Linked DNA regions of Mus musculus: regions 2 and 3 are each linked to region 1. A link is a loop called in an ENCODE intact Hi-C map of the cell type or tissue named here. Cell type or tissue: left cerebral cortex. All regions are shown on one strand. Region 1 holds the start of Uqcc2 (ubiquinol-cytochrome c reductase complex assembly factor 2). Region 2 holds the start of Phf1 (PHD finger protein 1). Region 3 overlaps Lemd2 (LEM domain containing 2).

Region 1 (2,500 bases):
TCCCTACTTCCAGGCATTGAGGGCCCCGGGTGGGCTGGAAGCCACAAGGGCCCACCCAGGTATGGCTTTAAAGAGCACTCGCCTGGCCACAGCCAACTTGGGAGTCAGGGGTGGCGAGACCCCTTGCCCTGTCTTGGGCTGTAGGGGGAGTAACTTGATGGCAGCAAATGGTTCTCCCTTCCACCTGAGGTACAAGTGTGGTAAGAGGTTGAGAAAGGTGCCAGGGTGCCAGGGAAAGTTCGTGCCCACTGCCTCCTTCTGTGGTCTCCCTTCCTCTACCGGCTACACTGCAAGGGCTGGCCAGACAGACAGTCCCGTGAGCTGCCCCACCCCCACCCCAGGAATTGCTCCCTAGGTTGTGAATGTTGAGAGACATTAGGGTCTGACAGACCTAGTTTGGAATGTGGCTTTGTTCATTCATTCATTCATTGAGCACTAATTTACAGAGTGAGTTCCAGGACACCTGGGGCTGCACAGAGAAACCTTCTTTCTCAAAAGAAAAATCACACACACACACACACACACACACACACACATATGATACCCATGTGATATATATATTATGTTAAATTTTGCCATAATAAAAACACTCATTCTTAGAGCTAGAGAAATTAGTTATTAAGAGCATTTATTGCTCTTACAGAGAATCAGGTTCGGTCCCCAGAACTGACACATGTACATGGTGCAGGTAAACACTCATACATATTAGAATAAAGAAAACACACTATAAAAAAATTGTTTTAAAGATTTCCAGGCTGCAACAATGTTTTTGGTTCTTCATAAGAAACCGCTCCATGTGGTGAGCAATGTGACCGGGAGGCTGGAGATGTAGCTAAAGAACTCTATCAGAGGTCCATGTGGTAGAGATAAGTACAGGGTGATGAGTGTGAGTGGGGCAGCTGTGTGTGTGTGTGTGTGTGTGTGTGTGTGTGTGTGTGTGTGTGTGTGTGTGTGTACACGACGGACGGTGTGTGTGTGTGTGTGTGTGTATGTGTACACGACGGACGTTAAGATCAAACACATATCCATCCAATAACAACCTGTATTTACATGCAAATGTTTCGTTTATGCAAAACAGCAGAGGTCTCGGGGGAAGCTTTTTCAGTCTCGAGCTTGTGAAGTCATTGAAAACGAAGAGCAAAGCTTTCCCCAGGGTACACCGCGTTAGCTTTGCCCCTGGGAGCTGGGCGAGTACCAGAACCAAGAAGCTGAAGAGCTCAGACCTCGCTCTCAAAGGTGAGCAGCGCCGCTGCCTGGAGGGGTGTGGGCCGTTGGTAGAACTGCGCATGTCCACGGGGAAGGCCAGTGCGCCTTAGTGCGCACGCGCCCTCTGCGGTCTTGACTACTCCCCCCCAGGGGCGGGGCAAGCGGGGCCCAAGATGGCCGCTCTCCGCTACCGGCGTTTCCTTAAGCTCTGTGAGGAATGGCCAGTGGACGAGACCAAACGGGGCCGGGACTTGGGCGCTTACCTGCGGCAGCGGGTAGCGCAGGCCTTCCGGGAGGGAGAGAACACCCAGGTGACCGGAGGGGAGGAGGGTGGGCACGTCGAAGCGATGGGCGGCAAGGGTGGGGGATCTGCGCATGCGTCGGCCGCTGCCAGGCTGCACGTGCGCGAGGTACCCATCTTGCAGTTAGCTGCGGAGTGCGACGCCTTCTGCGCAGTTTCCTTCCTTGTCTGCACAGTGTAGTAGTCAGTGAAGCGGCCCTGAGGTCCAGATGCCACTAAAGAGTCAAATTGTAAGGCGGGGTTGTTTCTTCCTTACCATCGTTAATGTGTCTGCGAGCCCAGCCTATCCCCAGACACCTCCAGCTAAGCCTCACTGCCTTCCGTCACTGTGAAACTGAGTCTCCCACACAGGTCCCTTGTGTGAGTAGTAGACCTTCTCGCCCCACTCAGGTTTAGGTTACCTTACCAAGCACGGCCATGTGCATGCATAGAACTAGGTTAGTTTCCAGGGAAATCGCAGTGAATTAGATGAGGTCTTTCTCCTTTTGCCTTTGGATTCTTATTCAGGACACGAGGAACAAATAGACTCATAAGACAGTTCCAATGAGTACTCTGATCGTGGTAAATGTAACATTAGTCGGGTTCCTGAGGCTTGCCTGAGGAAGTTACACATAGGTCGGTCTCGAGGCAGGGAGACAGTGAACACTGACTGCACTTCGGGAAGGGTGGCCAGGCACTTCAGAGGAAACCAAACTGACATATTACAGAAAAGAAAGCAAGCCTACGGGTAGTGAGTGGCATGTCTACAGCTAAGATTTGAAGCTGAAGGAAGGCAGGAGCCAGGCACAATACAGATTTTTTTTTTTTTTTTTTTACCAACAGATATGTCTCTGTACCCTGTTAATGCAGTGCCCACTGGGGCCAGAGGAGGGCATTGGATCCCCTGGAACTGAAGTTAGAAGTGGTTGTGAGCCACCATGTGGGTACTAGGAATCAAACCTAGGTTCTTTTTAACTGCCCAGCCACCTGCACTAGGGGTCAGATCTTACCAGG
Region 2 (2,500 bases), 200 kb after region 1:
CCCAGCCCCTCCGTCCTGGCGGCTCTGGGGCGTATGACGCAGCAGCCAAAGCAGCAGCAGCGGCAGGAGGAGTCGACAGAAGGAGGGAGGAGAGTGGAGGGTGGGGAGCACCAGGGGGAGGAGACGACAGAGGGACGGGCAGGCAGCACCTCCCTCACCTCCAGCGGGCCCGGAGGGCGCTGCGCTGTTGGGGGCGCGGCCGGTCGCGGAGGTCGAGGAAATCCCTGCAGCCCCTTTTTCGGATGGGAGGCTTGCTCTGGGTCAGCAGGAAATAACCTTCTTGGCAGCTAGCCTGCAGGTCAGGGCCGGGCCCCGCCCCATGCCACATCCGTTAGCTGCCCCGCCCCCGTGGCCACTCCAAGCTCCGCCTCCGCACGCGGCACCGCCCTCCCCATTCACGCTGCCTGTCGCCCCGCCCTTCTGCGCACGCGTAACCCCGCCTGTGCGCCGCACCTGGGCACACGGCCACTCCTCCGGCCGCGAGAGCACTGGTGTAGGTTTGCTCCTCCTGGGAGGGAAAGGACAAGGGGCTATTTGGAACTAGTACTGAGTTAGTGACGTGCCCACACCAGCCAATAGGCACTAGGCGGCACGGAACCATGGTTCGAACCGGTGGGCAGGGAAAGAAAGAGATTGTGGAGTGCACTGGCAGTCACACCAGACAAGAGCATTCCTGTTCTGGGCTGGGGCTGGGGCCTGGCAGTCCTAAGAAATTGTTAAGAGGGCCCAGTGCCGAAGGGTAGAGAAGAGGCATCAGGACGGCAAAGTGTGCCCCACCAAGTGAAAGCCCATAGCCTCACTCTGCAAACACATCACAATGGACATTTCTACGTGCTTACAGTATTTATTTACAATACCTTCCTTTGGCAGCTAAAACCGTTAAGTTAATAAAACCGTTTAGAGCTGTAACAAGGGCCGGGCTGGGAAGATGGCTGGGCGGTTAAGAGCACTGACTGATTTTGCAGAGGACCCACATGTATTCCATAATCCCAGTTCTTGAAGGACCTGAAGCCCTGTTCTGAACTCACTGGAGCAGGAGACATGCACATGGTGCATGCATATACACTCAGGCAAAACAACTGCACACAATTTTTTAAAATCTAAGATTAAGAAAAGGATTAACATACAAAAGATTATTCTTTATTACATAATAAATACCCAGTAATATCATGTCTCAACTCCCACCCACCCCCACCGAATAAATACACACTAAAACAGAGACGCATGCGCACTGGCTTGCAAGGGCTCTGGATCCGACTTCACTTCTTATTAGCCTGAGCAGTACCAATGACACACTGGTTCACCTGTGGACAGATAAACAGGGTCACACAAGGTCAAGGGTTACAGATGAGAAGCCTTCCCACTCTGCCCCGTGCTGGGCCCACATCTGAATCTCTGAAGTCTCTGTTATGGAAGCAGGTCCAGCCTGCCCCCTGGAGGGATGGTGATGCTATGTCCACTAAGCCTGGAAGAGACCGGACTGAAAAGACGAAGCTTTATAGTGCTGGCTAGTTTTTATGTCAACATGACACCGGCTACTCCTCATTTGAGAAGAGGGGACCTCAATTGAGAAAATATCCCATCAGATTGGCCTGTGAGCAAGCCTTTTCTTAATCAATGATTGATGTTGGAGGACCCAACCCTAGTGTGGGCCAGTGCCACCCCTGAAAAGGTGGTTCCCCAATGAGGTAAGAAAACCGGCTGAGGAAGCCAAGAGGAGCGAGCAGTAAACAGCACTCCATTATGGCCTAAAGAAGTTACTGATCTGACATCCCTGGACATGGACTAGTTCTTTCTATTTCACCTTGTTTTTGATCATGGAGTTTTATCACATTATTAGAAAGCTAACTGAGACACCTACACAAAAACTACAGTAGCAGAGAGGTCTCCATTTTCAGCAACACCCTGGACTAGACACACCAAAGCACTCCTGTCAAGACATTAAACTCCTTTGAAAACTAGAGCTCCTGGGGCTGGAGAGATGGCTCAGCAGTTAAGAGCACTGACTGCTCTTCCAGAGGTCCCAAGTTCAATTCCCAGCAACCACATGGTGGTTCACAACCATTTGTAATGAGATCTGATGCCCTCTTCTGGTGTGTCAGTGACAGTACACTTACATACAGGAAATAAATAAATCTTTAAAAAAAAGAAAGAGGGGCTGGTGAGATGGCTCAACAAGTAAGAGCACTCAACTGCTCTTCCGAAGGTCCTGAGTTCAAATCCCAGCAACCACATGGTGGCTCACAACCATTTGTAATGAGATCTGACTCCCTCTTCTGGTGTGTCTGAAGACAGCTACAGTGTACTTACATATAATAAATAAATAAATATTAAAAAGAAAGAAAGAAGGAAAACTAGGGCTCCTGAGGAAAAAAAAAATCACCACAGAAGAAAATTGGAGACATAGACTACTAGGTACAGATCAAAGGATACATGAGTGGTGGGATTTTTATTTAGTGGTAGAGAGCTTGCCCAGCCCAAAGAAATGAGACAGGAGCTA
Region 3 (2,500 bases), 56 kb before region 1:
GCTGGCACCCCATCCTCCGAGCTCTGTGTCTGTAGCATGTTGGGTAATCAGAGCATCCAAATTCCCAGCATTGTGAGGACAGGGACAAGTGATGCCTGTGAGCAGAGACACATCTTTAGGAGTCAGCCGGAGCCAATCACTGTTTTGTGGGTCCCCTTCCCAACAAAAAAGATTTCAGGACCGTGTTGGGGGTGGCTTTCCCATCTTGGTTCATCTTCACACCCGCATGTCCTCTATGCTACAAGGGGTGCATCTGAGCTAAGCACAGTCCCCACGTGGTCCTGGGTACCCATCACCGCCAGCCCCTTAGCTCTGTACCAAGGCTTGTGGCGCACAGGAGGTGAGGAAATCCCCAGTGCCTCACTTTGCCCTATCAACATGTCCACTGCTGGCTTATCCAAGTGTGGTAGAGCTTAGGAATGCCCGCCCCTCTGTGGGAATGGAGTGGTTCAGCCTGACCCAGCTGAGCGCTACCTTCTCCTTTCAGGCGGCGCATGAAGCGAGTATGGGACCGTGCTGTGGAATTCCTGGCTTCCAATGAATCTCGGATCCAGACTGAGTCCCACCGAGTGGCCGGGGAGGACATGCTGGTGTGGAGATGGACTAAGCCTTCCTCTTTCTCTGATTCAGAGCGATAGGGCAGGGCCTGTTACCGCCAGCCTGACCCAGCCACCCAGCTGGGGCAAGGACACAGACCTTTGGTGCTCATTCACACCTGCCTTGATTGCCCTCCGGGTCTCAGGTCTGGAACATGTGGGCTTACTTAGGGTAGCCGGGAGAACAGGGGAGCCCTTCCTCTATGTCAGTATTACTGACTGACAGGGGAGAGTGGCTTGTTCTCCCTGGATAAAAAGATGGGCAGTGGTTGGAACCCTGGAGGTCCTGCACACAGCTAGACAGCACGGTGATCCTGAAGCCCCTCGCTTGGAAGGTGGGTTGGGTGGTGGGGCAAAGCTTGGTCCATGTGCCTTTTCGCTTCCAGGGAGCTTAAGGGGAGGGGAGGAACCCAGCCCACTCCTGCATGGGCCTCTGTCCAGAAGGGGACGATGTTATAGAAGGTAGGAGCAGCTGGAGGGGACCAAGCAGAGGTGGCTGGGGTCTGGAAGGCGTGGGGAGTCCAGCCACAGCTGCCTGTGCCTCAGAGCTGCTCACAGGTCAGCAGTGCCACCTGAGCCAGGGTGGAGCTCAGCCTCCTCACCTACTTACTGTGCACAGGCTTCCTGGCTGCTTAGCCACACAGGTAGGGTGCAGCATCGTGGCTGCACACTGCCCTCTGCAGGCCACATGGAGTAGTGTGGGCCATTAGCCCTCGGCTATGGAGGACCTGCTCTAAATACACCCAGTGGGGGGCCTCATTAGCTGAGAGGGAGGCTTTCGAGCAACTCTTCAGGCGGGTCTCACCTACAGCAGCAGGAGGACAGCCCCTGGAGGTGACGTGCAGCTGCCTCCAGAAGACACAAGACACCCCCTTTTGGACCTATTGCTGGTCTCTGTTTCTTAATAAAGTGTGGTCTCCATGTAGCAGTATGCTCATTTCGGTCTCCGTGTAGCAGTATGCTCATTGCCGTGTGTCTGGGTGGTCAGCAGGACCGGGACTGAGCAGGCCCCAGCCAGAAGACAATGGCTTTTGTATTGGGGGTGGAACTGTTGGAAAAATAAAATATTTATTGAGAACGGATGTGGTTTTATTTGTGGTGCTTCCTCTGTCTCCCTACAGCGGAGGGCTGGACAGGGCCAGGCTGCCCTGGCCCTGGGAGTTAGGTAAGCTGCTTACAGCCACTTGAGTTGCAGGGTAGCCATGTGGACTCAGCACTGAGCCCCTGGTCCCAAGGCTCCCAGGGCTTCTGAGGGAAGCTGCACGGAGCTGGTAAGCCCTTGAAGGAGGCAGCTTCCTGTCTCTGGGCCCAGCATTGGTGATGGGCTGTGACAGAGTTGGGGTGCTTTCAGAAAGCTGCAAAACAAGCTATAGGCATTCACCTCTTAGTCCGAAAGGCTAGTGGCCCAGAAACAAGGTAACCTAGCTATGTACTGTGGTCATAGCCAGTCCTGGCCTCCTTCCTGTCCACACTTGGCCCCATCTGTGTGGACACGGGCTTGTCAGACTCCTGCCACACACACCTGCTTGGTGAGCTGTAGCGGGGCCCAGTGCACAACTCAGGAAGAAACCAGCCTGTGTGTCCCTCTTCTGTCTCCGTGGAAAGTTTTCCCTTGGCAGGTTTTGTCTGAAGTGGGAAAACTAACCTATGGCTGTGCCTGGGAAGGAGAGCAGAAGCCAGCTCAACGGGAAGCAATTCTCGGCCTGAGAGCCAGCGCTCAGAGCAGCTCGCAGGCTACACTTTGGGAGCTCATCAGCTATGCTCAGCCGTGCCAGCGGGCTTGCTTTTTTTTTTTTTTTTTTTCCTCGAGACAGTTTCTCTGTATAGCCCTGGCTGTCCTGGAACCTGGAACTCACTCTGTAGACCAGGATGGCCTCGAACTCAGAAATCTGCCTGCCTCTGCC

Evidence for each region. Peaks named below come from ENCODE experiments on the same cell type or tissue, not always from the same donor. Only the 100,000 strongest peaks of a DNase experiment are listed, where the experiment ranks them.
Region 2: a loop joins it to region 1, with 3 times the contacts of the local background. A loop is called at or near these places in 4 of 42 quality-filtered maps.
Region 3: it touches region 1 in a loop (2.1-fold over the local background); 12 of 42 quality-filtered maps call a loop at or near these places.

What each region holds. Positions count from the first base shown.
Region 1 is chr17:27,132,757-27,135,256 of GRCm38, reverse strand. Uqcc2 (ubiquinol-cytochrome c reductase complex assembly factor 2) reads left to right here and starts at 1,366. Exons shown (of 4, transcript NM_026063.2): 1 at 1,366-1,517. The coding sequence starts at 1,380. In left cerebral cortex, CTCF peaks have their summits at 1,258 and 2,374 (motif pointing right); DNase peaks (open chromatin) are centred at 1,297 and 1,574; H3K4me3 peaks cover 1,236 bases; H3K27ac peaks cover 1,511 bases.
Region 2 is chr17:26,930,908-26,933,407 of GRCm38, reverse strand. Kifc5b (kinesin family member C5B) reads right to left here. Exons shown (of 11, transcript NM_053173.2): 11 at 829-1,304. The coding sequence ends at 1,260. Phf1 (PHD finger protein 1) reads right to left here and starts at 281. Exons shown (of 15, transcript NM_009343.3): 1 at 1-281. In left cerebral cortex, CTCF peaks have their summits at 1,443 (motif pointing left) and 2,089 (motif pointing left); DNase peaks (open chromatin) are centred at 123, 381 and 1,429; H3K4me3 peaks cover 823 bases; H3K27ac peaks cover 908 bases.
Region 3 is chr17:27,188,778-27,191,277 of GRCm38, reverse strand. Lemd2 (LEM domain containing 2) reads left to right here. Exons shown (of 9, transcript NM_146075.2): 9 at 488-1,678. The coding sequence ends at 638. Among named protein-coding and RNA genes, the nearest start is that of Lemd2, 14 kb to the left of the region's middle. In left cerebral cortex, a CTCF peak has its summit at 1,295 (motif pointing left); a DNase peak (open chromatin) is centred at 1,276.